Linked DNA regions of Homo sapiens: region 2 is linked to region 1. A link is a loop called in an ENCODE intact Hi-C map of the cell type or tissue named here. Cell type or tissue: endothelial cell of umbilical vein. All regions are shown on one strand. Each heading gives the region's core, and the rest is flanking DNA. Links, peaks and the distances in the headings are about the cores only. Region 1 overlaps CACNA2D1 (calcium voltage-gated channel auxiliary subunit alpha2delta 1). Region 2 overlaps LOC100128317 (a long non-coding RNA gene).

Region 1 (16,083 bases), core at 5,309-13,308:
GTCATTTTGCTAGCAATCAAATTCAAATAGTTAAAATATTGAAATATTTTTATTTACAGTTCAGCAAATAAAAAATGGGAAGTGTTTATGAGGCTGCAGTGAAACTAGCACATATATACTTTAAATTGGCACAAAATTTTTGGAAAGTAATTTGGTAACAGATAACCTAGAAAGCATTTTTTTCTATTAATCTGGGCTTTTCTATTCATTTATTGACTTCTGAAATTCAAAGACATACTAAACATACAAAAATGCAGCTAAGTCACAGTAGCAAATGAACCAAAGTCCTGACTGCAGTTATAACATTTCACCCAGACATTGAATTCTAAACAGCCACTTTATAAATCTTATTTCTTATCAGTTTTCCAGAAATAACTCTTAACTGGGAATGTATCCACATATGTAAGAATAAATGTTATCAGCTATTTTATCCGGATTTTAGAATAATCATTTTCATATAATCTCTTATAGTCCAAATCTACTATGAAAAATATGAAAATCAAAATAAATTTTGAAAGTTTTTTAAAAATAGGAATAAGTACATAAAACAAGCACAGCCAAAATTTTGGAGCGCACAGCCTCTGGTCATTTTCCTTTTATTTTCCTGCATTGCCATCTGGTGGCCAAAATGTGGATAGTGTCTGATACCATAATTTGTGTTTGTACTTACTAATATGCAAAATTTTATTGTTTCTTATTTAAATTATTTAATCTTACAAAATATAAATTTGTTGTGTATGTTATCCATCATAGTTAACTTGTGTAAATAAGTGTACTAATATTATTTTAATTTAAAAAATCCTTTTCCAAAGCAGTCAGGTCTGGATTTGAATTATTATTTTTGCTGATGATTACATGGCTTGAGCCAACAATTTTGCACCATTATTTATTTTACATGCCAGAAATAGAGAAAATAAAACATTAAGACATGTTAAGTAATAAATATTGAACAATTTTTTCAGAAACTATAGTTGTGTCCTATTTTTGCTTCTTAAAAATGCTTTAGGACTAAACAATGTACAAAGTACCCTAAAGAAAGCCTGCCTTTAAACATTTAGAATCCATACATAGGAGAACGGTCTTTCTGAGGGGAAGGGATGCGAATTAATAGACATGTTGAGAGCTGGATACAGTGGCTCATGCCTGTAATTCCAGCTGCTTGGGAGGCCAAGGTGGGAGGATCACTTGAGGCCAGGAATTCGAAACCAGTCTGGGCAAAATAGTAAGACCCTTTCTCATTTTTAAAACTAAAAATAATTTTAAAAAGACAGGTTGAGTGGGCAAATAATAAATGAGCTACTTCTCTTTCACTGAAGTTTCAAGTAGAATATGTGACCTTAAGAATGTCTTTTGTCATTAATTCTTAATGTTTCCAGTGCAGAACTACTTGACTGCACTAAACCATTCAAAGGAAGACTTGGTACTCCAAGAAGATGTGTTCTAGTTGCCATTTCCAGACAAAGGGCACTTCCCGTAACTTTCTGCTTCTTTGACTTGTAGCGTGTATTAAGGCAACAGGAATATTTCATTGTTTGTATCCTGACATAATGTGATGACAAGCAGAGTCCCTCTTCTCAGAAATATTTTATGGAATGATTTCATATTCAGCAGGGGAAATTAGAGCAAAAATAGAGACTGCCTTTACAAAACCAAAAGCTTGGGTTATTTCATTTGAGATACTGATACTTTGTTTTGACTGGAAAGCATCTTTCAATTTGTGTACCTGACTGGGATATTTAATAAGAAGTTTCTTTGGAAGTATTGAAATGCATTGATCATAGTTTTATCAGAAACTGTTTCAAACACCAAACTAATGTTTGAGGGACACTTGTATCATCCTGTTAGTGAACTTTATTTCAAGCTCAATACAGCTGAGGCAGTTTATCTGAATCTTATGAATTAGGAATCTGTTCTAATTTTAGTACTGAGTATCCTAATCCTTTTTACTAAAATAATTTTTAAAACAATAGAGTTGCCATTTAACATCTACTGTATGTCAGACTCTATGTTAGATGTTCTGTATATCTTTATTTGAGTATTTTAATGTCTATTTGGACAGAGTATTTGTACTTTTGAATGTACAAGTTTAACAACATATTGCAGAGCTAAGATGCAATTCATCTACTTATAAATCTATAGCTTGATTATTGATTAACATTTTACACTGACTTCTAATTTCCATAGTTTGATTATTGATCAACATTTTATACTGGCTTCTAATTTTCTTAAAGTCCACATCCAAAGAGTTTAAACATTTATCCATTATTCATTTATTCAGTAAATATTTATAGCATGTTTATTACATGCCAAGTACAGAAAATGCAGTGGTGGTGTGGACATATTCTCTGGCCATGTGGGCTAATAATCCAATAGAGGGGTCTATTTATTAAGCTAGGATACAGAGAAATATGAAATTATAACTGGTGCTCTGTAAAAAAGAGATAGATTTAAGAGAGCTTAGTATTGGGTGACTTAATCTAGTCAGGGAAGGTCATGAAAACTTTCATGAGGACTGAGTGAAGAAGGGAGAAAAAGTATTGTAGGCAGAGGAACAGTACATATAGTGGGAAAAAGTGTTTTTGGCAGAAGGAACAAGAGATGTGGAAGGGCAAAGGAAAGAATGCCCCAATGCTGGAGTAGAAATACAAACCCTCCAGGATTTTTACCCCAGATGCCCATGTTAACACACGTGCCTTCCTATCTAAACAGGCTAACAGAAATTGTCCTCAGCAGTTCTAATGAGTGACCTACTTAGTTGAATTTTCTGGGATTGGAAAAGGAATCAATGTGATGTTAGTTTGGATTTCTGACTCTGTCATGTTAAATACACACTTTTACAAGAAGTATTTTCTTAATTGATGAAAAAATCAGAGCTCCTTCAATCTCTTTTCACTCGCCATATACCATTTCAAAGTTCTGTAATATATTTGCTATTACACTTTTGCTCTAAGGTTTTTAATATGTGGTTTTAAATTAGTATGTAGGCACGTGTTATCAAAGACTGCCACTTCAGCCCATGAAAATTAACCTATTTTTAAAACATACATAATACGATATAAGCTGATGAGTCTAAGATATCTGTGAAATATAGTCTTATCTGATTGTAAACTTTCAAATTTCTCATCACTTTCCTAGGAGAGTAAGATTTGCTATAGGGAGTTATACTTTGTAAGTTATTCCTTTCTGTACATTATTTGTGAGTTTTACTATGAGTGCAATTATAGTAATTCTGTTATACACTACTGAATATATATTTAATGAATGAATTTACATTTAATCAGTTTGTGTTAAAGTCACTTAATGAGATGCTTCACTTTTCTGTGTTAAAAGCAGGTCAAGGCCAACTGAAAGACTCTGAGCAATACATTATTCAGTGCTCAATTTCTGCATAACTTGTACCTTTATGGTGATTCATGGTTTAAATAAGTCAGTTAATAATATTTCCTGTAACCATTTCTAATAATTCTCTAAGGTCACTTTACTATTAATGTATTGGCAAACTGTATTTTTACTTACCAATACAGGGAAATGCTAACATTTATTTGTTTTGAAAATGGAACATGTAGAATAAGCTTGCATCCAATAACCAAAGAATAGAAGAGTGATAAAAGAGGCAGTGGGACTGGTCATTTGGACCTGAAGATACTCAGTTTTCAATATTTGAATTTATAGAAAACAGTAAATAAATATACTGGAACTTTATTCTCACACTGGTGATATTCATGAAAGTCTTGTTCAAAATAAACATGAAAAAGGACTTACTATCTGTGCAGGACATTTTACCTCTTGTTTTTTCTTTTCTCTAAGCCTTCCTTCTCCTCTCATTATCCTGATCATCTTGCCTCATTGTTAAAGGAGACAAATGCCACAGACAGTAACTATCATCATCCAAATCCACATACCACCTGGCTCGGTCAGCTTCCACTCTTCTTTCCTAGAATAATGAAGTTGATGTGCATTTTCCTAAAGGGCCATTCCTCTGTGTGTCACCTGGATCCATCTGTCCCTACCTTTCGACGAGCTTTATTTTTTACCTCTCTTCTATTTCCTGCATCTTTTTCTTCCTTCTCTCTTTAACACCAGTCTTCTTATGCTTGAGTGACCCCTAGCTTTAAAATAGACTTTTCTTGACCCCCAGTCTACCCTACAGATGCCACCCTGTTTTCCAGCTCTGCATCCAGCCAAGGCACTTTGCAGATTTGCCTGCATTCAGATGCTCCTGCTGTCCATTCGTTCTGCCCTCCCCACCCCCCCAACCCAAGGCTGCCTACATAATGTGGATGAGTTCACCAGGCATTTTTTTGTTTGTTTTGTTTTGTTGTGTTTTTCTGAGATGGAGTTTCGCTCTTGTTGCCCAGGCTGGAGTGCAATGGCGTGATCTTGGCTCACTGCAACCTCCGCCTCCCTGGTTCAAGTGATTCTCCTGCCTCAGCCTCATGAGTAGCTGGCATTACAAGCATGCACCACCACACCTGGCTAATTTTGTATTTTTTAGTAGAGACGGGGTTTCTCCATGTTGGTCAGGCTGGTCTCAAACTCCCGACCTCAGGTGATCCACCCGTCTTGGCCTCCCAAAATGCTGGGATTACTGGTCTGAACCACTGTGCCCGGCCCTACTGGGCAGTTTTAAGTCCCCATCTTCCCTGTCTCCACACAGTGTCTTCCTTTTGACACATTTTTCTCTCATCCAAAACAGTCCAATCTCCTGATTTCTCTCCTGTTTCCATGGAAACTTGCTCTTACTTAGTTTTCTCAGGGACTGCTATTCTACTCTACTTTTTTTTGTTTTGTTTTCCTATGGCTTTAAACCATTTTTTTTTCCTGAAGCCTTCTGTTTTTTTTTTTTTTTTTTTGAATAAATTATTTAGCCAAGACTTCTTTTGAGCCTCATGCTTTAAATGTTATCATTTCTTGACATGTACACTTGCATATCTCACATGTATTGAAACCTCACCCTAAATTGAACTCTGTGCTTCTCTTCTCTATTCCTCAATTATCCCTGAACCAGTCATCCCTCCAGTCCTCTATCCTTCCAGATGCCCATGTCAGAAACCTGGCAGTTATTGAAGATACCGCTCTGTTATGCATCCTCCTGCTAAATCCACCACCAAGTCCTATTTGATTCTTTCTCAGAAATACCTCCTGAATTCTTCCCTTTCTAACCATCTCCACAAATAACAAAACCACTATGTATTTTCAGCTAGGTTACTGCAAAGCCTTCTGATTACTCTCCCTGCTTTATATTGTGCTCATCTCAAGTCCATTTTCCACACAGCAGCTAGGATGCACTCTTAAAATTCCAGATTCAATTATTTTACATTTGGCTTAAGATCTTCCAGTGACTTTCCATTTCACAGAAAATAAAATCATCTTCAGCATTTCCATTAGACTCCACATGATCTAGCCCTTGCCTCCCTCTCTGAACTCATTTTATGTCTTTTGTCCTCCTATGAGACCGAGCTAAACTCACTCTCTTTATGTTTTCTTAAAAAGGCTTCTTTTGTCTCCATGTGAGGGCCTTTGCACATGTTGTTCTGTTTGCTTGGAATGTTCTTCCTTTGTGCTCTTCACTGGAACATTTCTCTGGAATCACAGGAAATGCCTTTTCTTAGGAGAATTTTCTTTCAAATGTTTGCAGTCCAAATTAGAAATGCCTCTCCTGATATTGTCTTCTAGAGCATAATATTATATTGCTTTATAGAATGAATCATAATTTATTATACTATATTGAGAGGCAATGCAGGATGAGTTTTTTTCGTAGATAAAATGGGGATAATGATAATGTTTATCTTGCAGAGCATTTGCAAAGACGAAATGATTTACATTTGTAGAATATGTAGTAAATGCAGCACATAGTAGACACTATATAACTGTTTATATATTTATGGTATTTTTGTGTGTGCAGATAATTATGTCTGAAAGCATAAAACTACTACCTGCCATGATTCTTGGCATATAATAGGCTGCTAGTAAATATTTGCTTAATAAACTGATGAACTGTGCAATGTACCTTATAATTACGTTCAGTGATCTTCAGAGAAAAAAATGATGAATTATATTTGCAAGAATATGTAATAACTTATGACCCACTCATTAAAATAAGTATATGTTTTTGATGTGAAAATATCTTTAACATTTTATCTGGCCAGTCCCTTTTTTCTGGCAAATATGCTTTTTTTTATTATTCCCATTCTGCAGATGTGACAGTTTAGGTGCCAAGAGCCTGAATAACTTTCACAAATTACAGAGTTAATAAATGATTGGATGACTCCACTCATCCTCTTATCCTGGATTTTGTTGCAGCATTCCTATTGTTCTTTCTTTTTGGAAATATCCAGGGAACGATGTGAATATTTTTTATGGGGTTGACGAAGTTACTTTGATGATCGTTCTTAAATTTTCCATTTTGGGCAGTTATCGTTGGAGTTGATGTTTTCTCTCCCACAGCCTCTCTGCTGTTCAGGGCTCCATCACCTTGCCTCCAAGGTTCCCCTGGCACTCTTTAGTAACCTCTAAAGTGATATTTCTAAAAGGCTACCAGTTGTTCTTGATTCAGATTGCTTTCCTCTGTTAGCCTCTGTAGAAAGACAGTACCATCAGATTTCAAAATGACTAAACATTGATTCATGTTATTCAGTGTATTACTTTTCCAACCAGTCTTTCCTAATAAGAGGCAATGAAAATATTTAACATGTCCACACAACCAGGGCAAGCATCCCATATCATTTCTGGATCCTGCATCTATTTCATTGCTTTGGATTATTTTTTCTACATGCTCATTAAATTTGAGAACTAGAAGGGATGTCATATAATTTAATTCTCAAATTTATAAGCAGGGAAAGCAGGCTTCGGGAATATAAGCAGCAGACTCAGCGTTCCAGTATGGGTTGGTAGCTCAGATGAAAATAGCCATTGGTTTCTTAATGCACCTTTGTCACCAGCCTACTCACTTTTCCATTTGAAAGAGTAAGCAATGCAATACCGTTTAGGAGTATCAAACACAAATTCTATGAAAACTATATGGTTGATTTTAATGTTCATTTATATATTTACTTTTTAATCTTTTGCAGTTTAACAGCAATGCTCAGGATGTAAGCTGTTTTCAGCACCTTGTCCAAGCAAATGTAAGAAATAAAAAAGTGTTGAAAGACGCGGTGAATAATATCACAGCCAAAGGAATTACAGATTATAAGAAGGGCTTTAGTTTTGCTTTTGAACAGCTGCTTAATGTAAGTATCATGCTATGTCTTTTGTTGTTGTTGTTGTTCAATTGTAGTATCTGAATTTCAATATTCTGATAGTTACTACTCTCTGGGATTAGATAGTGCTGTTTTTCATTTATTTAAAACACAGATGTGTGCAGGCAGAAGAAACCTTTGAACTATTTTTATCTTTGAATTTAAAATTCAAAAGGCATCTAAAATGTAGATTTTTAAGTTTTTGATATTTTTTATCTATGTTTTAAAAAAATTTATAAGGAAATAATTTAATTTTGAATAAGCACTTGAAACTTAATTGGCCTATATAGAATATCATTACTTTTTCTTATCTCAATCACCACAGTATTTATCTGTAACCTTGCACTTTCAATCATCAAATGGTTACTGAGAACATTTTAGTTTTAAACATCTAGTTTGGGTCTTTAAATTGTTCCTAAAATGTACAGAAAGTTCCAAATGGTAGACATTAAGATGAACAGAAATGCAACTCCCGGAGCAGGAATTCTTTCTGAGTGAGGATTCCCCACAATCACTCATCAGTGTCTAGACTGTCAGATACTGGCGTGCTTATTGCCCCATGTTATAGCATGTGTCTTTTTTTTTTTTGAAATGGAGTTTCACTCTTGTCACCTAGGCTGGAGTGCAGTGGCACGATCTTGGCTCGTTGCAACCTCCGCTTCCTGGGTGCAAGCGATTTTCCTGCCTCAGCCTCCCAAGTAGCTGGGATTACAGGCACCCGCCACCATGCCCAGCTAATTTTTGTATTTTTAGTAGAGACGGGGTTTCACCATGTTGGCCAAGCTGGTGTTGAACTTCTGACCCCAGGTGATCCACCCGCCTTGGCCTCCCAATGTGCTGGGATTACAGGCATGAGCTACCGCTTCCAGCCTTATAGTGTGTGTCTCATACTGTGGACTAGTGTTTTTAAATTGCCTTGCCCTCTATTTCACTTTGAGTTACTTAAAAGCAGGGACCATTGTTCAATTATTTTATTTCTTACTAGGCAATATTATTATCATGTTTGAGAGTAGGAACCTTACTTCTCTGCACCTTGGTTTCCACTTGTATGCATTAGAGGTCACTATGACATGTACCTCAGAGAATTGTGCATAAGATTGTCCACGGAACCTGGCATGTAGCAAACCACACGCAGGTGTAGGTTGCTGGGTGGTATTGGAGTCATGGTCATTATTGCTGTAATTACTAGCCCACATCTGGTAAAAAGTCAGATCATAATGTCTGTTAATATTTGCTGAATCACTGAATGAACTCTTATATTTGATCTTTATGCAAATATGAGTTTGTTGTTCCTGAGTGAATATTCTAAATAGTTTTTGAGATATCCAATTGGGTGATTCATTTATTCATTCAGCCAAAATTTATTGAATGCATCACCATTTCCTGTCATAGTGCTGGTGCTGGAATTATAGAAGTAAACAGGACCAGCTGCTCTGAGTGCTAAATCATCATCCACAGAACAGTGTGCAAGTGCCATTACAGGATATTTAGCGTGTTCCCTGGGACAGCACAGAGGATGGGCCCAGCTCCTCAAAGGAGGTCAGGAAAAGTGTGGCATTTCCGTGAAAATGAGGTTTTGAAGAATGATTAGAACTTAGGTAGGTAGAGGAAGGGAAAATTATTTCAGAAAAAGGAGCATATTTTAGACAAATCACAGAAGTGTGACACAACATAGCACAGTAAAAAATTGCAGATGGCTGGCATAGTTGGGACATGAGCAATATAGGAACTTGATGGAAATGGAAAGGCCATGAGGTATCAGTTAAGGAAGTGTTTAGGGGCAAAGGAAAACTTTATAGTATGGCCTTGGAGTGTTCTAAGTTAAGGAAGGTATTCGTAGAGATGCTGGTGTGGGAATAGAAGTGAGGAGCTATTAAGGAGCATGGCATGGGAACTGATTAAGTGGTGTGGGCTGGGTTGCAGAGTGAGAGGGGCTTAGGTGACTCTACATTCTCTGAACTGAACTAGTAAGTAGATGATTGCACAGGAACACACATAGAGGAAATGTGGGGGTAGAAATAGCTCAGTTTCAGATATGTTGAATTTGAGGTCATGTTATTTAATAGACACCGTTAGATTAAGAAGACAGAAAATCAGAGATGTGCAGCCCTGCTATTTCCAAGGGAAATAATGTGTGGTGAGATGCATATGTTTGTTAAATGTTGTATGTTCATTAATAAAAATTAAAAGCTCAAAACTACAAAATTGTACTGTAATTAACCGTTAGATTAAGATGTATCCTTCCTCTAGTAAAGGAATATGGTTGTTTTTGATAAAAATTATTTTTTGCTTAAGTCAATAATTGAGTTTCCTTGATCTTGGCATTTTAATTATTCTTCTTAGTATTTTTTTTCCCCTCACTTCATTGCCTCCTGTTTAGGTTTCAGTTGTGAAATGATCAGGAGTTTCAAGTGTAAAGTACAATTTCAGAGGTAGCCTCACTAGAGAGGCCACATTAACTTCCAGATTTATTACTAGTTGCTGATAAAATATGATTTAACTCCTATTGGCCTCTCCTGCTGCCTTTATAACTGCTACAATTGTAGTGATTTTTAAAATATGGTCCCAGTTGTTCCCTAAGTAAGTCTAATGTGTTTTACTTTCCATACATCCCACATATATATTGAAATTCTTTATGTTAAAATAATTTGAAGCATATTGTGTTTTCTTTCAAACACTTCCAGTCATCTTATTGCTCAAATGCCATTCTGGTTTTTTTTTTGTCCTCGCAGCATTTACCTTTAAGATCACTGAAGCAAGTATTAAATAGCATTAGACATATCAGTCCCAAAGTAAAACTTACATTTAGATTTGAATTAATCTTCAGGTACCATTTCATAAAATATTACCATATATATGCATTTTTCAAAAAAACTTTATATAGAGTGTATATATGATAGATGCTGTGCTATATACTGGCACACAGAAATACAGCAAACTACCATATTAAAGTAAGTTACCAACTCTACTAATTGTAATTTTATTGAAACAATCTTGTTTTTTTGGCTTAATTTGTTCAAAGCCAGTTAATTGTTGTCGCTGTGTGATTCTTTAGATAATTGCAAATGCATGGAAAATTTGCTATTATGTACTTGGCTCCACCACAAGTCCTGAGAGGCTACTCCTAGGAAAAATCATGTTGAAGGCAAAACAATTTCTTTATTTTCCCCATATTCCTTCTTTTGTGTATGCCCTAACATCTCTCTCTCGGGAAATGTTGTTATAATTTTATTTACGTAAGTATACAAATGATCAGCAAGACCTAATGTGTTGATTTACATTGATATTTGCATCCAATAATAGTACTTTCAGTACTTCAAAAACAAAACCATGTCCTATGGTTTTGTTTAACATTTTTACAGGATAGTTCTTTAGGTACATATTATTTTGACTATTTTACACATGCAGATAAAAAAGACAAATCACTAGAGAAACTAATTTTAGTTAAGGGATTTGAGGCATGTTTCACAAAACTATTTTGATGATAAAATAGGCAACTTTTTGTGTAGTCAGATTTTCAGATAGGTTACCTTCAAAGATAACAGCCATGTTGAAAGTGACAAATTATATTAGTTAATACTTGTGCTTTCACAATGTTTGATTAAAAGCTTTTACTGCCAATGTTCTAATGGCTGAGTCCATGGAATGAGATGACCTGAAACAGGATCTTTTCATTAATAAAGAAAAACGTTGTATTTATTAATTTTCACAAGGGAAAATGGGTTTTATCTTCTTTGAAAAAATAAGGTAGAGCATGGACCTTCAATGACTTAGAACACTAAAGAAAAAATAATTTTTAAAAAATATTAGTCATTTAAAAGCCAGGGCTGTGCCATGCTGTACAATATGGTAACAACAATCACAGGTGGCTAGTGAGCACTTGAAAGGTGGCTGATCTGAAATGATATGTTGTGTAAGTATAAAATGCATACTGAAGTTTGAAGACTTATGGAAGAAAAAGCTGTATAACATCTCAATATTGATTGATACCTAATATTGATTAATATTTTGGATGACTGGGTTAAAGAAAATATATTATTAGGATTAATGTCAGATATTTCTTATTACTCCCCTTAAAGTAGTTATTAGAAAATTTAAAGTTCCATATGAGGCTCATGTTATATTTCTTTTGGACAGCACTGAACCTAGGGTTGACATTTTCAAAGAAGCTGAGCATTCATAAATTAGTGTGATCTTTTATTCTCAGCATTTAAAGCAAACACATTTCACAACAGTAGAAAAGTTAAGATAATAATTTTGGACCTCGGAGAAGTCCAGCTTTCTAAATTAATTGTTCATTTTAATGGCCCTTTGGTGCTAATCCATCATTCTCCCATATCTAACTCTTTTGGAGACCTTAAAGTGTAAGAAGATTTACCATGGACTTGAGTCTTTCAGGATTAGAATATGTGTGGTTGGTTGAGAGAGGATAAGAGGACATCCTGGGAATAGGTATCAGCATTTACAAAGGAACAAAAGAGCATTGCATTTTAGGTGACCAGTGTTAGGATTTGTGATTTCAAACATGTGAAGTGAATAAAGTAGAATGAATAAAGAGGGAAGAAAACACTTATTTGAAAGTGGATTGAAGATACACATTTTAAATTAATGTTATTTTTTGTTTATACTATAAAATCATATGTGCATAAAATTGACATTTATTAAAAGCTCATTTTTTTAATAAACTACTGAGATTTTATTATGTGCTAGGCAGTCTTCTATGGAGGGACAAAGAAGTCTTTGAGCAAAAAAGACAAAGCTTCCTTCCCTTATGTAGCTTACATTCTGTTGGGGGATACCAACAATAAACAAACAAGAAAATAAAATATGTATATAAAAGAAAGTAAAATGCTATGAAGAAACATACTATCTTGGAGGGAGACTGCAATTTAAAACATAGTTGTGAGTAATCACCTCATGATAAAGTGGCGTATGATCAAAGACTGAAGGAAGTGAGATAGACTTATGGTTATCTGGGTGGTGAGGGGAAGGCCTGGTGAAGGGGGTGGGCCTGAACTGATCCAGGAACCAGTTCTTAGAATATATTTTGTGAGCAGATATTTCATTAATTACTTGCAACCTGCTCATGCTCGTTCCATATAGCTTTATTTTCTCTTTTATTGTGAATAATACGCATATTGTTTTGTTTGGTTTTGTTTTTAACAGTATAATGTTTCCAGAGCAAACTGCAATAAGATTATTATGCTATTCACGGATGGAGGAGAAGAGAGAGCCCAGGAGATATTTAACAAATACAATAAAGATAAAAAAGTGAGTGTAATTTTATAATATTTAAATTTTAATAATGATCTAGGTGGTTTTTAAAGAGATAGTGGGTAGTGGTAGTGAGGGGAGAATTTTTGATTTAAAACCTGATTGTGCCAATTATAAAGCCATATGAATCATAGATTATAAACTAATAGGTGTATTAGAGAGCTGTTAAGTATAATATTTATATCATATTCACAAGCAACTCATGCCTAATATGTTAATAAAGTATATGTATGGGTCCTATTTTATTCTTATGCATAGATTGTAAATAAAATGTTATTAAAATAGAGAAATCAAAGGAATGGTAAAATAGGAAAAATTTTAAACTTTAAGGTTTATTGGATAAAATTTATTATATTATTTAATTATTAAAGATTGCAGTAATACTCAAATTTCCTAAATACTCAAAAAATGTCTAAGTATTGTTTTGTAAATTTACAAAAAGGCAGTTTACAACAGCAAAAACTACATCCTCATTTGAAAACTGATTCCTTTCAAGAAAAGATGAAGACAAATCCTTTTATAGGTATAATGTATTAAAAGAAAGCATTTCATAAGCAAATGAAGACTGTGAAGATTAGTGTTTGTAGTTGGAATATATTTGAATGTATGTTTTACTATAAGGGAAGAGTATTACAGAGAGGGACCTCATTGAACCTGATACTGTGGAGGAATATCAGCTTCAATCAAAACTCTAACTACTTTTTCTAGCCGTCCTATTATCAGCTTATTTCAATTTTCTGACCAACACTCCACATTTTGTAAGAATACTGTGATTCTCAACCTGGTTTCCTAAAATGCTAATGATTCATTTAAAAAGTAATGAGAAATTATAAACTCTTTCTGGTGTTTCAAAAATTTCTACAAAAATCATACATTTATATATAAGAAGACTCTGCAGGGTAAAATGCCCATTCACTTTGCTTCTGATTGGAATTTTCACCATTTTGAAAGGTGTGGTTATTGCTAGCTCTAATGGATTGTTTTATATGTGCTTGAGGAACACACATGGATTGGGTGTTGAAAAGCGAGACAAAAATGAATATGTTCAGATGGTTTGGTGACAAAATATTGTGAATAATGGCGAACAGTTTGATGAAAATTTTTGGAACCCTTTAAGATACTCTAGGTGCTAAAATTTTCGGCCTATGAGTATTTGAAAATGATCAAAAGACTGAAATAATACACATATAATTTCAAATTAATTAAACTCTGCTTACTGCATGTACTACAGTGTCATACAGTTTAATGTAAGGTTTAAGGGTACATCTTTTGGTTTTTGTTTAGCATCTGGTGATTTTAATAGCATAGAGGAACCACTTTTGAAAAGTTGATAAATGAACTGAGCTGTTAATAGATTGTGAATATTTTCAAGTGATAACTAGATTCTACGAATATTTCTTTCAAAGAAATCATCAGAAATGAATGGGAATATCCAGATGCATTAACTAATATGTGCATATCTTTATTTAATAACTCTTACTCCTTAATCAAAATTCAGGGTAATCCTCACCACCTGGAAGATGTCCCTGAACCTCCTTGCCACTGTAGGCTCCTTTAGATGCTTGGCCTCTGATCCCATAGCACACTGTGCAAAGCCATATACATATCCTTCACTCTGTACTCTACCCATGGCATCTCTCCTCTGTTCCTCTCTGGATTAAAAAAAAAAAATCTACAGTATTGGGACAGTGTCCTGTTTAACTGTGAACTTTAGGCATGCAGCCCAGAGCACAGATCCAGTGATAGTTCCTAATACATCACAACAAATAAATTGAGAATACGTAACAGAGGTTGGAAGCATGAGTGCTGTTACAGGACAGATTTATAATTATAAAATATAACTGGGGGCAAGGAATATGCTGCTTTCACATATTTTAAATAATCTAGCATTTCCTTATTTTGAAGAACTCAAATATAACAAAAGTTTAACACAAAATTCAATTCTATTAATATAAAATGTACTATCTCAAAAATTTACAAATTAATCTTACTCTGATAATTGGAAGGGACTTTTTAGCATCTTATATTTGTCATAATTTTAAGTATACTATTTTGTGATAGAAGTATATAAGTGCAAGCCACTACTTATATCATTTTAATAGGTACTAAGTGTAAATAAATCATTTTTTTCCTTTCATTATGTAATCATCCAAAGCAACCACTAGGAATCTTGTTCACCTCTACATACTTTATTTCAAAAATGAAAAGTTTTTGACTCAAAGATGGCAATGAATTTTACATTCTGTGTTCAAATTTGTGCATGAGATATATCCGATTTTAAAAGAGTATAAAGGTTTTTTCAGGTGGATTTAACTAAAAGTATATAAATAAGAACAAGTTGCTTTCATGTAAATTCAGAAATGTGGTGTTTTTTGTTTTTTTTTTTCCTGTTTCGGAATTCTCTATACATCCAGGATTAACACATAGTGTCTTGGAGGCATATCATTAATTTGATCTTTTTCTTTTTTTTAAACACACAAAGTTTTATGTTATAAGGAAAGTAAATGTATTCCATCCACTATTTTCACAAATTGTTCAGTTGGTTGAATTAGTGAAGAATTTATGGGTTTAAAGCTTCTTTTCTATGTATGGATCCTAAAAATGTCCAATCTAAATATCATTATCTTGAAATACAGCTTCTCATTCCAGTCACCTTTTACAGGAGCTCAACTTTTTAAACAAAGGTTGCATTTCATGACAAGATAAACCACATGATAAAAAGATTCATATCACATGTACTTTTATAAAACTAATAAATCAAGTTATATTCAACTTCAACAGTCCTGCTCTTTGTCTGCTAACATACTGATGCTGTGTTTTAAGGACACACACATTTTTCCTGAAAACATATAACCTTTATTAATGCCAAGGCAATTGTGAAAATTAAGTAGTTAACATTCAGTTGTGGTGATGTTTCATTTAATTTTGTCTCTAACATAAAAATTAAAATATTCTTGGAACTGCATATTATATTGTTTGTTTTTCTAACTTCAGAGGCTATAACAAAGTTCTGTGATACACAGTAATACATATATAAAAGCCTGCATACATACATACATACATACATATATATATATCCACACATATTTATATCTGTTTCAAATGGATATCCCCTCCAGGAACAAGGAACCATGTATATAGCTTTGGCATGACCTCTCTTACATAAAGTGATATGAGCAAAAGCCAACAGATGGTTGAGAAGTAAATGAGGAATGAGGAAGTAGGAATATAAATATAAGCTGTTTTTCTTTTTTAAATCATGGCAAATTTGCTAAGAAATAAAAGAGAAGAATAAGACAGTTAACTCAGGGTCAAGTTGTGCGCACACACACAGGCATACCTCAAAGATGCTGAGGGTTTGGTTCCAGATCACCACAACCACAATAGAGTGAAAATTGCAATTAAGTGAGTCACACAAGTTTTTTGTTTTCCCATTGTGTATAAAAGTTATGTTTACTATATACTGTAGTCTCTTAATTGTGTGATAGCACTTTGTCTAAAAAAAGTACATACCTTAATTAAAGAATACTCTATTCTTTAATTCACAAAATGTATAACAAACACTAACGAT
Region 2 (16,083 bases), core at 3,280-11,279, 410 kb after region 1:
ATCCTCAGTGTTGCATAAATGGTTTGTTCCTTGTTAATCACTTAATATTATTCCATTAAATGAATATATCACCATTTATCCATTTTCTATTAATTGACATTTGAGTTGTTTCCATTTTATATATATTATAAATAAGATGGCTATGGCTGTCTTGCACAAGTCTTTGTGTGAACATATGTTTTTATTGGGTGAATACCCAGAAATGAATTATTTAGTCATGTGTCTATTTAACATATAGGAAACTGCCAGTCTTCCAAAGGTGGTGTAACATTTACACTTCAACTCTAGCTGCTCCACATCCTCTCCACATTTGGCAATATCAGTCTTTTTGTTTGTTTAGCCTTTTATTGTGTGTAAAATGAAATCTCGTAGTAATTTTAATTTGCATTGACCTGATGCTTATAATGTTAGCACATTTTCATGAGCTTTTGGCCAACCAAAAATATTTTTTTATGAAGTGTTTATTCAAGTCTTTTAACCATTTTTGGTTGTGTTGCTTGTTTTTCTATCACTGACTATTAGGAGTATTTTTAGGGTATTCATAAAAGTCTTTTTTAAGGTATGAGTATTACAAACATTTTCTATTGATCTGTATAGCTTGTCTGTTTATCTAATGATAGCTTTTGATTAACAGAAATTCATAATTTTTGTTAAGGTCATCTTTTATATATTTTTCTATTTTATTGTTGAGGTTTTTGTTTTCTGCAAAAAGATTGCCTACATAAAAATTATAAAATTATGACCAATTTTTTAGCATAAGCTTCATGGATATAGATTTTGAGTTTAAAAATGTTTTTCAGCATTTTGAAGATATAGTAATTCCCTTTTCCTGTGATGGTCCTTTATTATTGAGAAGTCACTGATTTGACTTTTTTGCTTTTGACTTTTTTCCTTTGGTGCTAATATGTAATTTTTTCTGATTGTCATAAAAGTTTCTCTTTATGTTTAGTTTTAAGCTAATGTAAATTTTGCCACTAGATGTGGTTTTCTTCGTATTTATCTTACTTAGGTATATGTAGTACTTCTGGAATTTGTAATTTGTTATCTTTTGTCAGTTTTGGAAAATTCTTGGCTGTCATCTCTTCAAATATTGTTTTTTCTCAATTTTATACTTTCTTTCCATCTCTAAACTGAATTACATGTATGCTAGACTTTTAAAAACTCTTCTATATGTTTGCTTAATAGTTTTTGGTGTAACTTCCACACTTTGCATCCTTTGTAGCTTTATTTAGTAGGATATATTCTCATCTCTCGGTTTACTAAGTCTCTCTTCAACTTTGTTTACATATTAATTTCTTAGTTTCAGTTATAGTATTATATTTGTTTGTTTGTTTTTAAGAGACCATGTCTTGCTCTGTCATCCAGGCTGGACTGCGGTGTCGCCATTATAGCTCATTGCAGCTTCGAACTCCTGAGCTCAAGCTGTCTTTCCAGTTTTTGTATTTTTAATTTTCAGTTTTGTAATCTTTTTGTGTTTTCTATTCTGCAATAACATTTTCTTATTTGGCAAAATTTATCAAATATGGCCTTTGGTACTTCCAAAACCTGGTAAATTTCTATAATGCAGTGCTATGACTCCTGTGATGTAGTACATCTGAGTCTCATCGGAAAATCTGTTGGATTTATTAGTATCCTCTTCTTTAACAAAATCTTTGATTCTACTAAAACATTTGCCTACTTAGTTTCTCACCTCCAGCTTTCAGAATAAAAAACGGTTTTATGTATTTATTTACTTTTCAGGATAGAGTCTTGCTCTGCTGCCTAGGCTAGCATGTGGTGGCATGATCATAGCTAACTGCAAGCTTGAACTCCTGTGCTCAAGCCATCCTCTCATTTAAGCCTCCCAAGTAGCTGGGACTACAAATGTGTGCCACCACACTTATATATGAGTCATAATATAATATATAAGTTATATTATTATAATATATATATTATTTATATATATTTTGTAGATAAGTGGTCTTGCTATGTTGCCCAGGCTAGTCTTGAACTCCTGACCCCAAATGATCTTCCTGCCTGTGCCTCCCAGAGTGCTGGGATTACAGGTGTGAGGTACCAGAGCTGGTCTAGGTATAATCTTAAGGGCAGAGAAAAATACTGGTCAATTTGTGTTTCTTTTCTCTTCTTCTGTATTTGGCCCTGAAAATTCTAGCTGCCTGATGCTTTCAGAAAGCTGTTTTAATTAAAAGATTAATATGAAACAACTTACATACTTTTGTCCAAAATTTCTTGTATGAATTTCTAATTTTTAAAAAGTAGATATAATATAAAAAACTGGAATAGTTAAATAAGTCAGAAAGAGAAGACTATACTTTTATTAATTGGAAAGACTAATAAAAAGAAAGGGCAATATATTTGGTATTGTTTTGGATTTTTAAAGTTAATTTGCTTTCTGATAAATTTGCAAGTGTGTATAACATTATTCCATATATTCACATTTTGATCAGCTCACTCCTGGAGACTGTGTTGCATATTCAAACCAAATATAAACTAAAGAAATATTTATGTTAAGTTGGATATTTGTAGAAAAATCTAGATCAGTTTTCCAACAATAAATATGTGAAGCATGTATTTTAAGAATATGTACATGGAGTTATTTCTATACTAAAAACAAGAAGTCACTATTATTTGCTTATTATTTATATGTATGATTTATATATTATGGTTGTTTTAGAACATAGTGCCATAATTTTTGACACTTATCCCATTGAGAAGTGGATTCTAGTCTTTTCTTTTGAATCTGCTCAGGCTTGTGACTAATTCATATGCAAGAATGTGGCAAGTTACCTTATGTGGCTTTCCAAATTAGGTAATGAAATGCTATGTGGGTTTTACCTTTTGCTGGAACTCTTGCTTTTTAAAGAACTGAGTCATCATATAAGTCTGAATACCCCAAAAATCCCATGCTGTGAGAAAGCCAGGCCAAATGGAGAAACCTTGTATAGCAGTTCCGCTCAACAATTCTGGATGAATCTAGCCTTTGAGTCTTCCCAGCCCAGGTACAAGATACATGAACAAAAAAGGGTCCAGATCATTTCAATCCAGCCATTTAAGTTACTCCCAGATAGTCCAGTTTTTCCTGCTGAGATTGCATATATTATGAAGCAGAGGCAAGCTCTCTCTACCATACTGTCTTTAAATCTTTTTTTAAATTTAATTTAATTGTATTATTTCATTATTTAATTTAATTTTATTATTATTATTATACTTGAAGTTTTAGGGTACATGTGCACAATGTGCAGGTTTGTTACATATGTATACATGTGCCATGTTGGTGTGCTGCACCCATTAACTCATCATTTAGCATTAGGTATATCTCCTAATGCTATCCCTCCCCCCTCCCCCCACCTCACAACAGTCCCCAGAGTGTGATGTTCCCTTTCCTGTGTCCATGTGTTCTCATTGTTCAATTCTCACCTACAAGTGAGAACATGCGGTGTTTGGTTTTTTGTCCTTGCGATAGTTTGCTGAGAATGATGGTTTCCAGTTTCATCCATGTCCCTACAAAGGACATGAACTCATCCTTTTTTATGGCTGCATAGTATTCCATGGTGTATATGTGCCACATTTTCTTAATCCAGTCTATCGTTGTTGGACATTTGGGTTGGTTCCAACCCACTATTGTGAATAGTGCCGCAATAAACATACGTGTGCATGTGTCTTTATAGCAGCATGATTTATAATCCTTTGGGTATATACCCAGTAATGGGATGGCTGGGTCAAATGGTGTTTCTAGTTCTAGATCCCTGAGGAATCGCCACACTGACTTCCACAATGGTTGAACTAGTTTACAGTCCCACCAACAGTGTAAAAGTGTTCCTATTTCTCCACATCCTCTCCAGCACCTGTTTTGACACAGAACCATGAGCAAGAGAAGATTGCTTGTTTTTTTTGTTTGTTTGTTTTGTTTGTTTGTTTGTTTTTGTCATTAAGGTTTGGGGGTTTGCTATATAAAAACAGAAAACAGGAAGATAATTTGGGAATAGGACAAAAATCTTAGGGGAGTTTCATTAAAAAACCTATATCATGCTAGTTGGGGGACCAATTACTTAGAAGTCTGCTGTCCTTGAGGAACCTATCCATAAAGGCTTACATGGAAGTGAGGAAAATGTTGCTGGAAGCTTGAGGAAAGGGGACTTTGGTCATGCAGTAGAAGAAAATTTCACATCACTGCATTGTAGTAACATTAAAAAAAATGAAATGTACCTAATGGAATCCCTATTATGGGTAAGAATTCCAGTCATGATGTTAAAAGGTAGCACCTGACTTCTTCTAGCTTCTTATACTAAAATTTTAGAGTAGAGAGATAAACTAAAGAACAAACCATTCGTTTTCAAGTAGAATTTAGAGAAAACACACAGGGAACCCAGAACTGTCTTTCCAGCCAGCAGAGGAATCTCAAAGAAAGACATCAAGACGAAGATCAGATCCGGAATGCTGTCAAGAAAACATGGCTTTGGGGTAAAAATGAAGCCAATGTTTGGGAGAAAAACTCTGTGTTAAGATCCCAAAATGAGTTAAAATATTTTTCTTAAGTATGTTTCAGGAAGACATAAGACCTCCCAAGGATTTTAAGGATAACAAGTCTTGGAGATACTATTAAATAGGATTTCTAGGAACCTTAAGGGTTTCGTCATACAGCAGTCCCACACAGTAATGGGACTTAAGACAGACAGCAAAAGGCATAAGTGAAAGATATTTATAGATATGGCTTTTGCCTAATGAATTGAATTATACTGATGCATAAAACACTGACAGAGTTTTTAGTAGAATCCAGCCTAGATTGAAAGGGATGTGAACAATATAAAATAAAAAGAGGCCTTTATAGCCTCAAATGTCTATGGGCAGTAAACTAAAATGTGAACATGATACAAATGGCAAGGTGGAGCCACATGCTGCAGATAATCATTTTCAGGGAGCAGGCCTCGGTCCTAATCAAATAATGGCAGGTAGGGCTGGCTGGTTTACAGAATTGTTACGAACTAGAAGCAACTTTTATGTACCTTCTTTTTCACTCTAGGAAAAAAAAAATGTCTGTTGAAGTAATCCCACCATTGAATGTCAGATGTGGTAGTGGTAGGAGACAGATGGATCTAAATGAACTGTAATAATAAAAAAATTGCATCTGAGGAGCCTCAACTGTATCTGGTTCTATTTAAATAATGAAATTATGTAGTATGAACTTGATCTTACAAGTCATTTGAGGGTCTTGGAAGAGAGTAAGTTCATTTTTCCTGTGTGTTATGTGCATAAACAATTTATGGTCAGAAGGCACACAAGTGTAGTTTTCAAAAATGGTGGCAAATTCTTTGACATTTCTCCCATCAAGAAATCAGGTCTAGGTCTCTTTCACTTGAATCTGAGTGCTCCATGACAATGTAACTGATAGAGTATACCAGAAGTAATATTGCGTGACTTGTGTGGCCATTATAAAAGATCAGGCACCTTGTTTCCTAGATAACTTGGTCTTGGATTTCTAAGTCATAATGTAAGAAGTCTGAAGACTCATGTCTGAAAAGCCCAAGCCACATTGAGAGGTCACCTGCAGGCACTTTGGTTGATAATCCCAGCTAAGCCATTCTTAGTTTCATCTCAGCGCTAGAACCTGGGTAAAGAAACCTCCAGATAGTTTTAGCTATAAGCCAATGCTTTTGCAGAATCAAGCAATTTCCACTGTGGCCTGTATGAATTCCTGATTTGCAAAATCCATGAGCAAAATAAAATGATGGTTCTTTTTCACCACTAAGTTTGGAATGGCTCAGAACATACCACTAGGTTGGAAATGGTTTATAGTCAGAATAGAATAAACTCTTAATGTTTATAGCTATATAGAACTATAAATCCCAAGCATATTTACAAATAGAACAAAATTAAATTCAAATGAAAACTAGTTTAATATATCATTTTTCAGCAAAACAAGTTAATTAATTAATGGTCAAAACATGAGTTCCACATACTAGATGATAAATTATACCAACAATATTATTTTTCTTTAATTACTATGCAATTGTTATTCATGAAACACAATGTCAACTTATTTTACTTCAATTCATTTAGCCATATTGGTTACATTTTATGTCTTTCTCTCCTTTTCTCATTAAAAAACATATCACCATATTTTCATTTTCATGATACCAAATTAAAGCTTTTTAAACTGTAAATTATGACTGAAAAAAGTTTTGTCTTTTACACTTAGAGAAACAATTAAACATGACTTTAATAACATACATGGGATGGTGGTTTTCCAGCATATTAACAAATTCAATATTGTAATTTTCATTGCTAACAGAGTACTAACAAGATTGTAAACATGCAAGCATAAGCATTGAAATTGTATTTTTGTTGCTTATAATTGGTCTTTCAAAAGACCCAGCACATGCATGAATATGGTGACAGATTCAGTTGATAAACAATAGTCTGCATATGCAGTTTAGTATCTAATTACACCACATGAATCTAAAAACAAATATAGTAATCTATATTTTTGACATGTCTAGATGGTACAAAACATAAAATAACTAAAATTGTTTTACAATGTATTATTTTTATTAAGATTAGCCAGCCTTTTATTAAATGCTTACTATCTGCCTAGCTCTGTAGTAAGAACTTTGCATAAATTCATATTTGGTTCACCTGATACTTTGGGGTAGATATTTTTATTATATCCATTTTACAGAAAAAGAAACTAAAGCTTAGGGAAATCACGTAACTTGCCAAATACATAGAATTGGTATGCAAATACTAGAGCAGATTTGGAAGCAGTATGGTCATCTAGGCTTTCTGATTTTGAAATCAAATCTCCTTAGCAATTTGCAGATTACATTTTCATTTCTAACCATTTGCTTTCATGTTCAGCATAAATTATTTGCATATACAGAGAATACTACCTACATTACTTCTAATTAATCTATAGGTGTAATGTCAAGATTTTATGGCTTTCATCATAAAGCATTTTAATTGTATATCATTGTCTGGTACTCTATTTGTCTTAAAATTCTAGTAATTTTCACATCAACAGCTGATACAGATTTATGAGTGAATAATTCTCATTAATGCAGAAACAAAACAAGAATAGAATGTCATGTACATTAAATTGAGAATGTATTTTTGAAATGTCTGTTATTTTTGTTTCTTGAAGTAAGTGATAGGATAAAGAGTTAGGAGTGGAGAATAAAGTATAGTTAAATGAAGGCTCAGAAAGACTAGGCAAAATCTGTATTTCAAGAATATAAGCTCCCGTGGCTTCCCTTTCAAGACAAGGAATACAAAGGAACATAATTATAATGAATATCCCAAGGTCACTGTTAGAAGCCTTACTGCCTTATTAATTTATCCTATTTTCGCCAAAGTTCAATTTACACAAATATAGATATAAATCAGTGACTAAGATTAGTCATAAAGTAAGAGTCTGTTGTTTACCAAGTTTCGACTCTTCGATTATCCTCTTGAGTCTCTGTTCAGACCTTATTTATTTTAGGGACTACTTTATATTTTTTAGTTCATGGCTCCTGATACATTAAATTTTAAGTAATTATTTGTGATGAGAATAATGGGAACTTTAGTTTTCCACAGATTTCAATAAATTGTGCTAAACATATATTAATAAATTTCAAAGACAAGTATTCTGATTTTACAGAACCATGTTTTTCATAGGCTAGATTGAGTTGTTATAGGAAGTCTTAACATCCTTATGATTACTCAGTTTTACTGAATTAAGATCTTCTGATTCGATTGCTCAGTATTAGTCACTAAGTACCAGATGTACAGCCTAGTAATTCCCATAAGTCAATGACATCATTTATGAAAGGAAATTATTGTTTACTACATTCATCGTCTTATACTTTTTGTACCATATATTTTAACAATAGCTTTCTAAATTTAGGAAAATTATGTCACAAATCTACTCTTATTTGAAATTCCTAAAATTAAGTTATTTTCACTTTCATAGAGCACGAAACATTGATTTTCATTGTCTATGCAGCAAATAATCATCAAAGTAGCATTTATCTATACTCTGACTACATTCTGTAACTATAAAGTAATAGAAAGTATTGATTGGATTCTCTTGAATTTCTGATTTTTAAAAAGGCACACATACATTTATGAAAGTAACTGAAAGCTATATACATAGGTTCAAAAACTTTAACATTCATCCCTTAAGTGCATGTGAAATAGTAAAAGCAAACATTTTAAGAAAAATGTAATTCACAAGACAGTAACTTGATATTTATGAATCTCACTGGCCTAGCAATTTTTCAAGATATTTTCAAATAGATTAGCTACATTTAAAGACTTTAAACCAGTGGACAAAAAAATAAATTTTCACATTAAGACAAGAATGGCAATAAGAGTGATTACTTGGGAAAATTCATGTTATTCATCTGAAAACTGATTTATAAGCCATACCAAATAAGTTAATTCTATGGGCTAATTCTTGAACATTAATTCTTCTGATACTTGGAAAAATAATTGTAAATATTTAATTTGTTAATATAATTTTAGAAATTTGATTTTATTTCCAAATAATAGTTAAAAAAATAAAAATTTTATGGTGATTATTTCCATATTCTGTTTACACTTTTCTCATATATTAAGTTGACAAACTAAATGTCAAGCTGTGTATGCAGGAGAGAGTGTCTTTCTTTACACGTTAGAAAACATTCAATAGTATTTTAAAAGAGGCAAGGGTATATTGAGACATTTAATTTAAATAAAACACAAAAACTATGCTTTTAAGCATAATGTAATGTAAAAATGCATACAAAAGCATAATATAATATCAACGAATTTAAAAAGAAAGAATTATGTTTTATGATAGTATAAAATATTCCTACTGAAAATGCTTTATAATTTTAAAAAGCTAAACTACTTAGAAAAAAATATAGAGCTGTAGAATTTTTAAAAATTAAATGTAGCATGAATTATGTAGCCCAAGTAGAATACAGATAGTCTTCTCTTTTATTCTCCCATTAGAAACTCACATCATATATAGTATTTCAGATTGAGATAATAGTAAAGTGAAAATATTTGCTATTTATCATTATAATTTACAAATTAAACAACATAGTACTATTAGGGGAAAATTGGAGAACCATGGCTTTTTTCTTTTCCAGATAACTTCGATAACTTCTGCCAGCCAACAGTCAATTCCAATGGATCATTTAAACAGTCTATGACTACTTTACATTCTTAGAACCCTGTCCAGCTCTGCAGTCTGGCAAAATAAGTTATTTCCCCAGTGATAACAAACTGGGAGAATGACTGGAGAGGTTTTGCAACAGGGCCAAGATCTCACAGTGTTCCTCTCTTTAAGTGGGGTCTAGGAGAAACCCAGATTTCCCTCAACAGATAATCATTGGTAAGAACAATATCCTGTATAATGAGGCCAAAGTGACTATGTGTAGTAGGTGGTGAATACTTAACTCTTTCAGGTAGTTTGAAGAGTGGGTGAAGTGGTTTTTTAAAAGATGAACTTTAATTTACTGAAAATTCATTGGAATATCTATGACAGATAAAGTAATCAAAAGATATCTAACAAAAGTTAATATTATCTAGAAGGAAAAACTAAGAAAACATATATGTAAATACTTTCCACAAAGAATGACATCTTAACTGAAATACTTGCAAGTGGGAAGACATAGGAGAAAAACAGACAATTGTTCTTGCATCAGTCTAATTACTACTGCAAAAATTAATATTCATTTTAGCATTTCTAGCTCCTTCTTACAGGGTCTATACATTTAAAATAGCATATGTGTATCACAGTGCTCAGTCTGTGAAAGTATTATAGTCTGGCTGACAGAGATTTTACTCTTCCAGGGGAAAAACAATACTTTTACTGCTCAAAACAGTATTTGGACCTTTTTTACTCATTTAAATGTCTAAAACAGGAAATAAAATTTTAAAATATCTTCTTGTTTTCAAAAGCTTCTCAGAAATCATAGAGTTAAACTAAAACAACAAATGTTAAGGATAATTTGGTTAAAGAAAACATTACTTTTCATGAGTTAAAATATAACTCCCAGCTTCTTAAAACAGAAATCTGTACTCTTGCCAAGATCATTTTATACTCTGTCACGTACACATTAGTTTGTTTTTGAAAAAATAAGAAAAGCTTTTCTGTTATTTTTATAAAGACATTTACAATTCCTGTAATATTTCAACCTGCTAATTGCAAGAAAATTTAGTAAAGCACACCTACATAATTCACATTTTGATAAGAAAATCTGAAATATCTGTTTGCAGTAACTATCAATGGCACGCCCGGAAGCTATGCTGTCATTCTGAATAGATCTGTTTGACTTATCACTTAAAAGTAAGGTAAGTTCCCTAGGCTCAAACACATACAGATGTTTAAGACTTATGGTACAAATTAGAGGGGGAAAATGGTCTTAAAAGAGCCAACCTGTTTAAAATGCAAACTTGTCTTTTAAAAATTTTCTCCTGGAGATTCAGCTCTCACCGAAGTTTTGTCTACATTGGTAATCATTCTCTATGAGATTTGCCAACGTTCACTGTCTATCCCCAATGGAAAGAAAGAAAATGGATGTTTTCCATCTGCAGCAAAATAGAGTCAAAACAAATGCATTTAAATTGGAAACATTTGTGGCTAAAAGAGCTGTTCTCTATGAAAACATCTGGTTGCACTTTTAAGTCATTGCCAAATAAACGCATGCTGGAAAATCTATTTTATGCCACACATGGTCACCCATGTAGATGTAGCCTAAACCTGTTTTTGTTTGAGGTCAACACCCTATTTTAGGAAGAAAAGTACAGGTTTGTGAGTGTGCACTGATTTTTTAACAATACTGCAGAAATGGCTATGGAAGTTTGAACATGTCTACTTTCTTCCAGATGGGGAACAGAGTAGGACAGACGTGCTTTTGATAGTTCTCAGGTAGACAATGCAAAATTGGAAATAATGATGGTTGTGGGACAGATCAAATAACTACTTACTTGTGAACAAAGACTGCTTGTGGTTTCTGATTTTAGCTAGCTCTGGCTGTTATTTTTTTCTTATTTACATAGACTCAGATAACTGAAATGACCTGAAGAGATGGTATTTCAGAATATTTGGGTGACCACATTTATTTGTTATGGTAAGTAACCCCCAAATACCAGTGGCTTAACACAACAGACATTTCTTTTTCACTCAAGCCTATTGCAGATGTTACTGTTTGATGGGTAGTTTTCAGCATTGTCATTTAGGGACCAAAGTTCTTTAAATTGTGTGGCTCTCCCAGTAAGTAGGGCTCAAAGATCACTGAAGATGGTTCTGTGTCTGATCATCACAGAGAGTTAATAGGCTCATTCTGGAGGTTTTTAGGTGACAGGCCTGGAATTGTGTACAGCACTTCCACATTCACTAACCACACATAAAGGACTCAGATGTAGCCGTGAATCAGGAAGAATAGGATATGGGTGTTGGTGAATGCAAAGTTACCTCTGCTACACAGAGGATTCTGAATACATAGAAAATTCTTCAAATATTAAAATACCACACTTGGTATTTTGTTACCTATATAATGCAATTGTCAGATAATGTCATAGTAGCTATTTTACAAATGTTACTGGCCTTTGCCTCTTCTTATCACAAAGGATATTAGCTGCCTAATAAAGTAACCCTCAGACATGTTTCTGAAAGTGTCTCACTGGCACTCATGAAGACACTTGCTATTGCCGTACTACCTTTTGTCTGCTAGGCAGCTTCTGGGTATCACTATCTCTCCTTTTTATTGTACCACTTCCAATGAAACCTACCATCTCCCAATGAATCATCTGCAAGATACTGCTGTGTCTAAACAGAATATGCACATTTGAAGGGAAGACAGCAGAGGCCCTTGGGATGTCCAGATTACACTAAGTACTGTTGCAAAATGTGGATGAAGCTGTTAGATGTGGCTCCAGGCATTGATGCTTGTCTCTCAGAAAGCTTCCCCCTTCTCCTTCACCTTCTTCCTGTAGCCCTTCTCTATATATGTCTTTGACTTGTCTTAGGATAAGACTTGTCTTAGGCTATCATAAATGTCTGAGCATGTCTAGGCATGTCTAAAACCTTTACACTCAACCAAGCCTACATATATATGGTTATATTTAATCCTTGCAACAAATCTAAGAGGTAGATCTAAACTATTATAATTATTATTGCTTCTATTTCTCTAATGAGGGAACTTAACCTCTATGAAATTAAGCAGTTTGTCCAATCTAGCAAAATTCTAGATCAGTTCTCCAAATCTAAAATTCAGGCTCTTAAACATTGCACTATTTTGCTTCCTTTAAGTTTCAGACAAGGCCTTTTACATTATTTTCATTAAATATGCCTCAGTTTTACATATTTCTCCATTCCTTTTCTCCTCCCTAAAATGTCTGTCACTCATTTTTACTGAAATTGGTGATGTTTAACTTAAAACAATCCCACGTTAGTGCTTTAATAGAACTCACTGAATCCTGGGTGGCAAATTTATACACGAATAATAAATGAGACATCCTGTATAGAATATAGGGATGGGGACTGTGTACTCAAAGAAGTAGCTACTGTTTAACTCGAGCCAATGGTTGTCATTTAGGAATGCATACTATGTATTGCCAAATCTTATGATTTTCCAAGGGAAGCTAGGAATTTGGATTTTTATGTGAAAACTGATTTTAATTATTATCATTTTGCTCACTTTTTTTCTTGGGAGGAAAATGGATTTCTAATCTGTAATACCAAAATATGGTCCCATTTGACACCCAATTATTATTATTACTATTATTATTATTATTATTATTATTATTATTATTATTATTGTCGAGATGGAGTTTCGCTCTTGTTGCCCAGGCTGGAGTGCAATGGCATGATCTTGGCTCAGTGCAAATTCTGCCCCGTGGGTTCAAGTGATTCTCCTGGCTCAACCTCCTGAGTAGCTGGGATTACAGGCATGCGCCACTATGCCCAGCTAATTTTGTATTTTTCGTAGAGACAGGGTTTCTCCATGTTGGTCAGGCTGGTCTCAAACTCCCGACCTCAGGTGATCTGCCCGCCTTGGCCTCCTAAAGTGCTGGGATTACAGGTGTGAGCCACCGCGCCTGGCTGACACTCAATTATTTTTATAAGTAGGAAGTAAAAAGGCTGCATTCTTCACGTTTGGTTGTACTCTAAATTTCATAACCATTACACATTTAGTAAGTCACTCACACTTTCATTTATTCACTCATTCATTCATGTAATTCATACATTCACATATTATTCCATTATTAACTGAATTCCATATTGTATGCAAGACATACAATATGATGATAGAAATGAATGATCTCTGCTTTCAAGGTGCTCATAATTTGAGATAGGAAAGAAATACATCAACAGGCAATTAAAATGCTTTTGAAGGGAGTGCAGTGATAATGGAAGGAATAATTAACTCCATCTGGGGATGGTATTTAATGATAAGTGGGAGTTGCCACAGGAAAAAGACACAGAAAGTGCAGTATACATAACCTAGGTGGTTTAGAACAATAGGAAGAAGTTAAAAAAAAATCTAAACGTTCTATACTGCTTGAGCAGAGATGTTATTGGGACTAGTGGAAAACCAAAATATATAGATTTACGAGAATATCTTATAGAACACATTATATTGCTAAATATGAACATTGATCATATGATCACATTATTAGCATATCATTCATATGTATATGTTTGGCTATTTTCCTCAAATACATCTTGAAATGCATAGACACCATAATAATCATCCTCATATACTGTGAGAATTGTCATAATGCAACTAATATACATGTATGCACTTCCTCATTAACATATTAGCAAATGGGTCTGATGGCTGCTTGCCTTAGAATGTTTATACTAAAATTAATATGTAATCGAACTCTTTTTAAAATCAGAGTATAAATACAATGTCGACAGTTAGCCTTGAAATCTTATATATATGATTGAAAACATCTTCAGTTTATATTGAGTTTTTAATAGTTTTATCAATATGATATAACATTTCTAAGCAAACTTATATTTCCAATAAGAGAAACTGTATAATTCACCCTTCAAAACAGTCATTTTGAGAGTGAAAGAACACTTGGTAATTATGCCAGGATAGAGTAGATGGTCATCTTACCAATAATCACAGCAGTAATTGACAGAAAGTATGTTTCAGACATCTACAAGTTTCTATAAATACTCATTGGAAAAATGTGAAATCAGAAAATAACTAACACTAGTCATACTGGGCTCGTGCCTGTAATATTTAAAAGAAAGGGCAGATTTTCTCACAAAAAAATCAAATATAGCTATATTTGGTATCAAGAAAATATCCACATATATAAAAAGCTATAGGATGGTGGGGAAAATTTTGGTGAAGTTTTAAGGAGAAGGAAAATAGAAATATACGGTAGGCTGTATGGTATTAATGTAAATGTGTCAGCCATTTAAAAGGACGAGTTGAAAGGTGAGCTACAGGATATGACGAGGATTTGATCACAAAACTATGTCAGAGACAAGAAGTACTTGTGATGTGGAAATGTGACAACTCAGATAGCAATAAATATAGATAGGTACAAATTATGTTTTACTAAAATAAGAGCCTTTATTATATATTTATTTTGTCTTAGAGGATTCTCAAGAAGGTAAAGGGAGTAAGCAGGGTGAGCTGCTATCTTGGATTTGAATCTGCAAGAACAAGGATTAAGTAAAGTTAATGCCATTTGGAGAAAAGTGACCATGCCATCTTAATATATATGATGGCCAAGGCAGAAAATATTGAGTTTGATCAAAGACATCTCCTGTATATTATGGATTTCCCCATCTTCAAGGAAAAGGCTTCACTGGTTAAAATTCCCTTGACTGAAAAGAAAGGGAGTATTTTAAAACTATGCTTATCAAGATGAGTTCCTTTTCAAGAAGGAAAAAGGCAAATTAGCTGTAAGACGTGGCTTCTTAGAATACTTTATAATGTTGAAAATGAAATTAAGAAATGATAATTTCCTGCTAATATCACACATAATGTGTGTGCTATGTACCAGACACCATACTTAGCACAACCTATATACCTATTTTACAAAAGAGAACAATGAGACTTAAAGTCAACATTTATTCAAATAATATAATAGACATTATGAGATACATTTTAAGTTTTGTGACTATGTAGCTAGGACTCAAACCTAAGTATCTCTGAATATGATTATTAGTAGCCATTTTGTCTTTCTTATAGAAGTATCCAAACAAAAGTTAGTAGAAAATAAAAGGTCAATGCAATCTTACCCTGTTATCATGTAAGTATAATGTATACCTCAAGAGGATTATATACTACTCTGAACCAATCAACTTCCATTTGCAAAATAACCAAGTACAGTTTGGGACATTGCACTTAAGAAATTTACAGATATGCCTTTCAAAAACATGCATATATTTTGGAGGGCATCTGAGATTATATCAGCTAAAAAACAATTACAGGCTTAGTAATATTTAACCTAGAGAATAGAACAAATGAACAATTAAGTAAAACTGTGATATTCCTTTTCAAATTCACGAAACAATGAAAATAATTGCAATGAAGCTTTTTAAAGGTAGCTCCAAAGAGCAAGATTAAGATGATAAAAAGGAAGATAAAGAGGCAGTTTTCACTCACAATGCAGAGAAAGACAATGGGGTTTAAAATTTTGAATAGCTCTCAGCCAAGGGTGTCATATGCCTGTTGTCTATGTCATATATATACACAAATATGAATAATTTTAAAATATAAACATATAGTATAAAATATGTAAATAGGTTTGTATTTATATATAAGTAAATTATTTAAAAACCTGTGAGGAAATTGATATTATCTTCATTTTAAAAATAAGACAAGTGAGGGGTTTGGAGAAGCTATAAATAATAGAGCTGCTAAGAGGCTGGCCGTCTTCCTGTTCTGTTCCCCATCAAACCATATATATAAATTGAGTTCTCCAAGAATGGAGTGAAATGTCCAACACACCTTCCTTGTAGTCTTGATTTTTTAATGTGCAAATGAGAATGTTAGAAGTGACTGTTATAATTCTTTTTTCCATCTCCAAACAATGCCACCTTGCCTCATGTTCTGCTAGATTCATCACTCGTTACAGAGA

Evidence for each region. Peaks named below come from ENCODE experiments on the same cell type or tissue, not always from the same donor. Only the 100,000 strongest peaks of a DNase experiment are listed, where the experiment ranks them.
Region 2: a loop joins it to region 1, with 6 times the contacts of the local background. A loop is called at or near these places in 1 of 110 quality-filtered maps.

The regions. Positions count from the first base shown.
Region 1 is chr7:82,029,223-82,045,305 of GRCh38, reverse strand. CACNA2D1 (calcium voltage-gated channel auxiliary subunit alpha2delta 1) reads left to right here. Exons shown (of 39, transcript NM_000722.4): 11 at 7,071-7,229; 12 at 12,405-12,509. It overlaps CACNA2D1-AS1 (CACNA2D1 antisense RNA 1), which reads right to left. Exons shown (of 4, transcript NR_110077.1): 4 at 15,351-16,083. Among named protein-coding and RNA genes, the nearest start is that of CACNA2D1-AS1, 28 kb to the right of the region's middle. In endothelial cell of umbilical vein, for the core only: no CTCF peak of the experiment used is centred there; DNase peaks (open chromatin) are centred at 5,415 and 8,635; H3K27ac peaks cover 4,082 bases.
Region 2 is chr7:81,619,389-81,635,471 of GRCh38, reverse strand. It overlaps LOC100128317 (a long non-coding RNA gene), which reads left to right. Exons shown (of 11, transcript NR_126025.1): 2 at 10,246-10,320; 3 at 11,029-11,099. Among named protein-coding and RNA genes, the nearest start is that of HGF, 140 kb to the left of the region's middle. RefSeq lists an enhancer at 11,404-12,603. In endothelial cell of umbilical vein, for the core only: no CTCF peak of the experiment used is centred there; a DNase peak (open chromatin) is centred at 7,621; H3K27ac peaks cover 2,355 bases.